Linked DNA regions of Homo sapiens: regions 1 and 3 are each linked to region 2. The links are chromatin loops, found by intact Hi-C in ENCODE. Cell type or tissue: A673. All regions are shown on one strand.

Region 1 (2,500 bases), 130 kb before region 2:
AGCTTACATTTCTTCAGTCATTGTGTGTAGCACAAGAGGGACATTAAGTATACACACTGAGACAAAAAGAAAATAAATAACCTAACTTTCAAAATTGTTTGGGTAAAGCTAACAATTATGCTAAATATTTTCCTTTATAGATGTATCACATTTCAAATACTACATACATAGCATATATTTAACGGAGTTTAGTAAAATATCAAGTAAAACTACTTAGTAAAGCAATATATTTCTCCCTGTAATAATACTTAAACACATTTGAGGCTATGTGAGTAGTAAAGAGTTAATTATTTGCACTAAAACCCAAAGGTCCAGAGTTAAAATGTGACAATCTATTGAAGTTTTTGATATGCCAGTGTTACAGCATAGAAAACAAAACATATTCAATAAATTAATCATTAATGCATCTAGATCGTAAAATAGGATGTGCATTAAAATGCTCTCACCGCAACAGCTGATGTTTCATTGATACAGGAAAGGCTCAAATAATCTGGACAGATGAAGTGGTTGTATAATATTTTCCTCCTTCGCCACTTCAAGTATATCTGTCCAATTTTAGGCCCATTACTTTAAAAAAGAGAGCATAGTTTGATAATTTCCCTTCATTATCTGCTTGACTTGATAAAGATGTTGTTCATACATTAAAAGTTGCGCCTTGATTAGCTGAAATCATAAAATAATAGTATGTAGCTTTTAAGTATTTTAAGTGTCTTCCACATAAGCTTTGAATCATTGAAACTAAAGGCTATAATCTGGGCAGATGCGAAACTAAAGACAAATTTCCTATGCAAACATGTATACCATATGAAAGCCATGCAAATACTGCCTTCAGAAGAAAAACAAAGGCTTGTTTTATTTTTTTCCCTCAAACTGAGCTACTTTATCAGAGTACAATTGCAAAGTAAAGATTTACATATTTTTGACTGAAAAAATAATTTCCATACCACATGTATGTGACTTCACAATGTGAAGATTTTAGGACACTGACACAAATAGGTACCAGGTCATTAAAAAAAGAGACTCAGATAGTCGGAGTTACTGTTACATTTATTATGTATTTAATAGAAACACCACCAAAATTCTTCAAATTAAAACTAACTACAATCTAAATATCTTGATTATGGAATGGATTCAATGGTGTTTAGATATTAAACTTAACCTCAAAAATAATGTGGTTATATGAAGATTGTGTAGAAAAGAAAAACATATGGTAGAGAGTATGTTAATATAGAAAAGTTACCACTTGGAAAACAATTCATCTGAAAGAAGCACAGATTTTCTCATCTATCCTGTCAACAAAGAAGGAATCAAGAGAGCAAGGACAGTGATTTCCCCTGCATTGCATTTGTGTGAGTATAAAGAGATTTAAGGTTTATTATATAAATGAACTTGTTACAAAGATTAAACTGATGACATTTAGAGATAAAAATGCCAACTATTAGATTCTTTTCATCAAACTCAGCGAGTTTGGAATCATAAAAAGAAAAAATTTTACTAGCTATTCATTTGGTAACATTTGCAGAAAATAATATATTATCACAGATTGTCAAAGAACTGACACTTTGCCAACTAGTCTGCTTCAAATTTGTAAAAAAGATGAACAAAGGATATCAGACTCCACGGGAGGGGAGAGAAAAAGACAAGAGATAGGATTATAGAACCCATAGAATTTTAAAGCTAGAAGAAATGTAAAAAAAAAAAATCTATCTCATACTTTTCTTATATCCTTTTGGAAAAGCAACTAGAACAAGTAATAATAACATCTTTCTCAAGGACACACAGCAGGTGGCCAATTACCATACCTGAAAGTAATGAATTATATAAATAAAGAAAATGTGAGAAAGATGTTACATACAGCATAGAAAAGCACATTAAATATAATATTACTATTTTTATGTCTTTACTTATATATGGTTAAATGACTTGAGTAGAACTTGATAGGATAAAAGCACTACTTCAACAATGTTTACAGTTTTAAAGATATATTTCAGTTAGTACTTTCACTATTCTTCAAATTTTATTTTTAAAATAATTTTGAAAAATGCATCTTCATGTCACTCTAAGTAAAGTCTTATTAACTTATAACTTATATTAAGTTCTTTAAAATTAGTTTATATAATTTTAGTTTGTAATTTCATAAAATTTTTAGTCAACATGTGCATTCACAACTCAAGATGAAATGGTTGTTACTTTGTTTTGGCATTTACTAGTACATGTATTATAGTATATGTATAACATATTAGTGGTTTGTACCATGCCCTAAAACTTATGACACCAAATGCTGGCAACTCTTTCTCCTGCTTTCTAAAATGTATTATAGTCTAAAATATTAGTAAATATTAATATATTCATCGTATAATTGCCTTTTTAAGAAATCAATATCCTGTTATTTTTAGACAATGTCAAAATATTGCATTATCTAAAAAAAACCTAGTCATTAAACTTAGAAATGTCAAGTACACCTGTGAATTTGTTAAGGGGACACTATAATTTTCTATTT
Region 2 (2,500 bases):
GGAAGAATAGTAATCATTTCATGATAATATTCACATTCGTGATATTAGCAAGTTAATGATGAATTTATACTCACTGTTATTGATCAAATGTGATTGATAACAATATTAACTAGAAAATGCTCACTTTGGGACCATTATTTAAAGTACATTCTGTGTTCTGTGTGGCTTTTTTTTTTCATTCTCCTCTGTCAGTATGAAATGCCTGACATTCATTCATGAAGCATTTCTTAGATTCCCATTATGTGCCAGGCTCTCAGAGGCAAAAGCAAACAAGATACAGTTCTTTCCTCAAAGGATGTACAATTAAATAAAATATGGCAGGTTAGAAAATAAATATGTCCACTGAAAAGGCATAGATGCTGATATAAAACTGTGTAAGGAAACAATGGGGCACAAACTATAGAGCAAGTAACAGGTTTTACCTGGGCAGGCATCAGGAAGTGCTTTAGTAAGGAAGGAATTTTTGAGTGGCCTCTGAACAGGAATGTGCGACAGGGAGCAATTCCAGGAAAGGCGTGGAGACACAGAATAACCCAGCAAGGTTTCTCTGAAGAAAATAATCTACTGCTTTGTGTGGGTTCATGTGTGTGTGTGCTATATGATATATAGATAACATTACATATGACATATATTACAGATACTACTATATGTTTTATACATGACACACATCCATAATATGCGTAAATATATTTATAAAATCAATATACACAATAAATGGTTGTCTGTATATACATACATATACACACGTCAATAGATACATATATGGATTTTGTGTTGTTTAGAGCAAAGTAGTCACATTTTCATCAGCCTCTGGAATGCTATGATCACACATCCCTTCTTCGGCCCTCCCTTTCTGATTTGCTCCTCAGTTTAGTCGTTTAAAATGCTTACCAGGTGTGCTCTCACATTTGACAGCAAAATAGTACCCAGACCCAGAAAATATTTGAAATTTAAATTTTTAATCCTGTTTTTAAGTCATTTACATGAAAATCTAAAAATATCCTTTAAAAGAACATTACCCTATCGTTTTCTTAGAAGAGAATAAAACAGTACAGTAACTTTAGGTACTCTGGCGCCACCTTGTGGTTTCTTTTCATATGACACTGTCCCGGTAAATATTTTTTTAATTTGCTGTAGAAAACTTTAAAAATACTATATCCAGAATCTACAAGGAACTTAAAAAAAATTACAAGAAAAAAATAACCTCATCAAAAAGTGGGCAGAGGATATGAACAGACACGTCTCGAAAGAAGACATGTGTGCAGCCATCAAACATGAAAAAAAGCTCAACATCACTGATCATTAGAGAAATGCAAATCAAAACCACAGTGAAGTACCATCTCACGCCAGTCAGAATGGTGATTATTAAAAAGCCAAGAAATAATGGATGCTGGTGAGGCTGTGGAGAAGAAGAAACACTTTTACACTGTTGGTGGGAATGTAAATTAGTTCAACCATTGTGGAAGACAGTGTGGCAATTCCTCAAGGATCTAGAACCAGAAATAACATTTGACCCAGCAATCCCATTACTGGGTATATACCCAGAGGATTATAAATCATTATACTATAAAGACACATGCACACGTATGTTTATTGCAGCACTATTTACAATGGCAAAGACTTGGAACCAACCCAAATGCCCATCAATGATAGACTGGATTAAGAAAATGTGGCACATGTACACCATGGAATACTATGCAGACATAAAAAGGAATGAGATCATGTTCTTTTCAGGGACATGGATGAAGCTGGAAGCCATCATTCTCAACAAACTAACACAGAAGCATAAAACAAAACACCGCATGTTCTCACTCATAAATGGGAGTTGAACAATGACACATAAGTGGGAGTTGAACAGGGACACAGTGATGGGAATAACACACACTGGGCCTGTTGGGGAGTGGGGGCGAGGGGAGGAAACCTAGAGAATGGGTCAAATAGGTGCAGCAAACCACCATAGCACACATATACCTGTGTAACAAACCTACACGTTCTGCGCAGGTATCCCAGAACTTAAAGTAAAATAAAATTTAAAAAATACTATACCCCAGCATCTGTTCAACAACTATTTCTTAAACATTATATTGGGATCGGAAATATCATTCGCCACTAGGTTTACAAAACAAATAATAAGTGGACATTTTTAAGGGGCTTAATTTCTGGTATGTATTTTGAAGACAGGCCTAGGGCTGAGATACAGACACAATATATTGTTACATTACCCTTTCTAGAAGTGAGAACATATCTGTATTTTATCATCTTTGTAGCAGATTTTTTTTTAAAAAAGTCACCTTTTGGTGACCAGCTGAATGATATCATCTGTTTGAGAAAGCTTTAGAAGCAGTTCCTGGAAAAAGGCTATACAATGAATTATTTTTCTCACTGAATTTTCCAGAGTGCCACAGCAACAATGGTTCAGCACTGTTAGGAGGTAGATCATTTCTCTGCACTCACACGTCAGAAATCCTATGGCACACAAGAGTGGACCACTGACTGCATA
Region 3 (2,500 bases), 220 kb before region 2:
CATCATATCAATATGGTTGCTGAAAAAGACAGATGAATCATGGTGTGATAATACATTATTATTAACTTAAATGAAGAGTAGAAAAGTTGCAGCTGATGTGCTATAAATGATGGTGCAGATCCACACTGCTCTGGCACTTGTCATGCAGCTCTAGATCAAGAGCTGCAATCAACAATCTTTTTCTGTAAAGGGCCACTTAGTAAATATTTCAGGCTTTGCAAGCCATATGGTCTGTGTCAACTCTGTCATTGTAGCACAAAATTAGCCATAGGCAATATGTAAATGAATGCAAGTGGCTGTATACCAATAAACCTTTATCTGAAAAAATAGATGATGAGTCAGGTTTGTCCTATTGGCCATAGTGTGACAAACCCTGATCTAGAAAATATGGCTTTTCAATTTCTATTAGTAAAGATGTTCATATATCTCTAAATGATGAAGCAAATCATTATCTTTCCCAGAGCTATTTTCCCTTTCCTGCTCTCTATAAAAAAATTTAATCATTTTTACTTTTTGTATACTATCTCACCGAAACTAGAGATTTCCATGGTAGATAGGAATGTTATATGGTGTTTCTAATATGTCTCAATAGAGGTTGGAGTGCAAACCTCAAGGAGAAAACTACTTATCATATGAAAAGGAGATCCTGGTGTGCTCCTTGTGCCTAGTAGAGACTGAGTGCCTGGCTACAGACATCAAGCTGCACTAAAACTAGAACTGCCAATATAAGCTAGATATTGTCACTACCACCACAACGTAAGATAGGATATGCATATGATGAAAATGGTATACTTGAGATCAAACCAAAGGAGATCCAGAAGTCACTAATAATTTACTTGTTACTTGAAGAGGTAGCTTACATGGACAAATTACCTGTCTCTATTACACAGTTGTCCCTCCCTCAGACCCTACCAATGGTCTTGTCGACGTTCCCTGTTCAACTGAAAATAAAGAAAAAAAAATCCTGAGCCTAGTTTACAGATGAATTATCCTGGTATTTGAATGGAAGCCAGAAATGAATATTTTTACACACGGCTCCATAGGGGGTGGTCCTAAAGACACAGAAAACAGAAATCTTCCCAGTAGTAAGAATTTAAGCAATATGCTTAGTCATTTCCTTTTACACAGGAAAAAGTAGTTGAGATGAATATACAGATTGTTGGGCAATGGTGAATGGCCTAGTTAGTTTGTTAACAGACTAGAATGGACAAGATTGAAAAGTATAGTAAAGGAGTTATGATGGAGAGTAATGTGAATGGGACCTGAGTGTGAGTGGACCTGAAGTATGAAGCATTTTGTATATCGCATCAAAGCCTACAAGAAAACATCAGCTACAGAGAAGATGCCGAACAACTAGTTAGATAAAAAAGACTTGTCCAGTAGATGTCATCCAGCCTCTGTCTTTGGTCATTCTATTGCTGGCTCAATTAACTAAAAAGTGGAGTATCATGGTGGCAGGGACAAAAGTTATATGGCCACAAAAGGTATAGACTCCCTTGTACCAAGGCTTTTATTGTTCCAAACATTACTGAATGTCTGAACTTTTCAGCAGCGGAGAACCACTTGGTGCTATGTTGTATACATCAAATCTCTTCTATCATGAACAAATCAGTGATTCATTGTTGGTGCAACAGTTTTTCACTCTGAAATAATGTTTTTCTTCCTTGCCTCAGCACTACTATCTAATTTCTGACAGATTTACTAATGTCCCATACTAAATGATACTGCCCTTAACTAATGAAGTAATTGTATAGCAAAGGAGCTATAACAATAAACATGCACTCATGGGATTCACCAATCCTGTCATATAGCATATTGCCCAAAAATTCACACCCTGAATTTTGGAATAAATATTCAAAGATTCACTCACCTAAGATGAAAACTTGGAAGAGATATCTTGCCAGGTTGGAAAAATCTCCTCCAGGATAAGGTATTAACACTGAGTCAATAACAATTAGATGCTGTTTTGCATCCAGTAGCTAAAACATGTGAAACCAAGAACCACAGGATAGAAATAGAAATGGCTGCTATCTTCACTCTCAGCAATCTACTTAGAGAACTTTTATTTGTCTTCCACGCAACATTAGGCTCTAAAGGTAAGTGAAATATTGGACTGTAAAGGCAGTGTCATACAATGGGGAATCAGGGGATGCGTCGACCAAAAGACACAGCAAGGGTTCCATTAAACCTAATGATATAACTGATACTAAATCATTTTGGGCACCTCATGCCAGTAGGCCATCAGATAAAGTAGTGAACTACTGTCATAATAGGTCGGGTTGATGCTTTATAATAACAGCAAAGAGAGATATGTCTTGGAACTTAAGGGATACACTGGAGCATTGCCCAGTAACAATAGTTAAAATGCAATTATAGCCACCATAGCCAGATAAAAGCAAGGTGACTGAGATTCATAGCCCTAAGGGATAAAGGTTTGAGTCCACAAGGCAAGCAATCTAGGTCAGAAAACATGCTCCTGCGGATGAAGGTAATCTAGAAT

What was found. Hi-C counts contacts between places; a loop is a spot of excess contacts. Peaks named below come from ENCODE experiments on the same cell type or tissue, not always from the same donor. Only the 100,000 strongest peaks of a DNase experiment are listed, where the experiment ranks them.
Region 1: it touches region 2 in a loop (6-fold over the local background); 8 of 110 quality-filtered maps call a loop at or near these places.
Region 3: it touches region 2 in a loop (4-fold over the local background); 2 of 110 quality-filtered maps call a loop at or near these places.

Annotation. Positions count from the first base shown.
Region 1 is chr1:192,315,757-192,318,256 of GRCh38, forward strand. It overlaps RGS21 (regulator of G protein signaling 21), which reads left to right and starts at 1,236. Exons shown (of 5, transcript NM_001039152.3): 1 at 1,236-1,349. In A673, no CTCF peak of the experiment used is centred here; a DNase peak (open chromatin) is centred at 1,485; H3K27ac peaks cover 1,767 bases.
Region 2 is chr1:192,444,966-192,447,465 of GRCh38, forward strand. No RefSeq gene overlaps it. Among named protein-coding and RNA genes, the nearest start is that of RGS21, 130 kb to the left of the region's middle. In A673, a CTCF peak has its summit at 1,088 (motif pointing left); a DNase peak (open chromatin) is centred at 1,066; H3K27ac peaks cover 1,396 bases.
Region 3 is chr1:192,224,818-192,227,317 of GRCh38, forward strand. No RefSeq gene overlaps it. Among named protein-coding and RNA genes, the nearest start is that of RGS18, 68 kb to the left of the region's middle. In A673, no CTCF peak of the experiment used is centred here; DNase peaks (open chromatin) are centred at 244, 674 and 1,044; H3K27ac peaks cover 2,500 bases.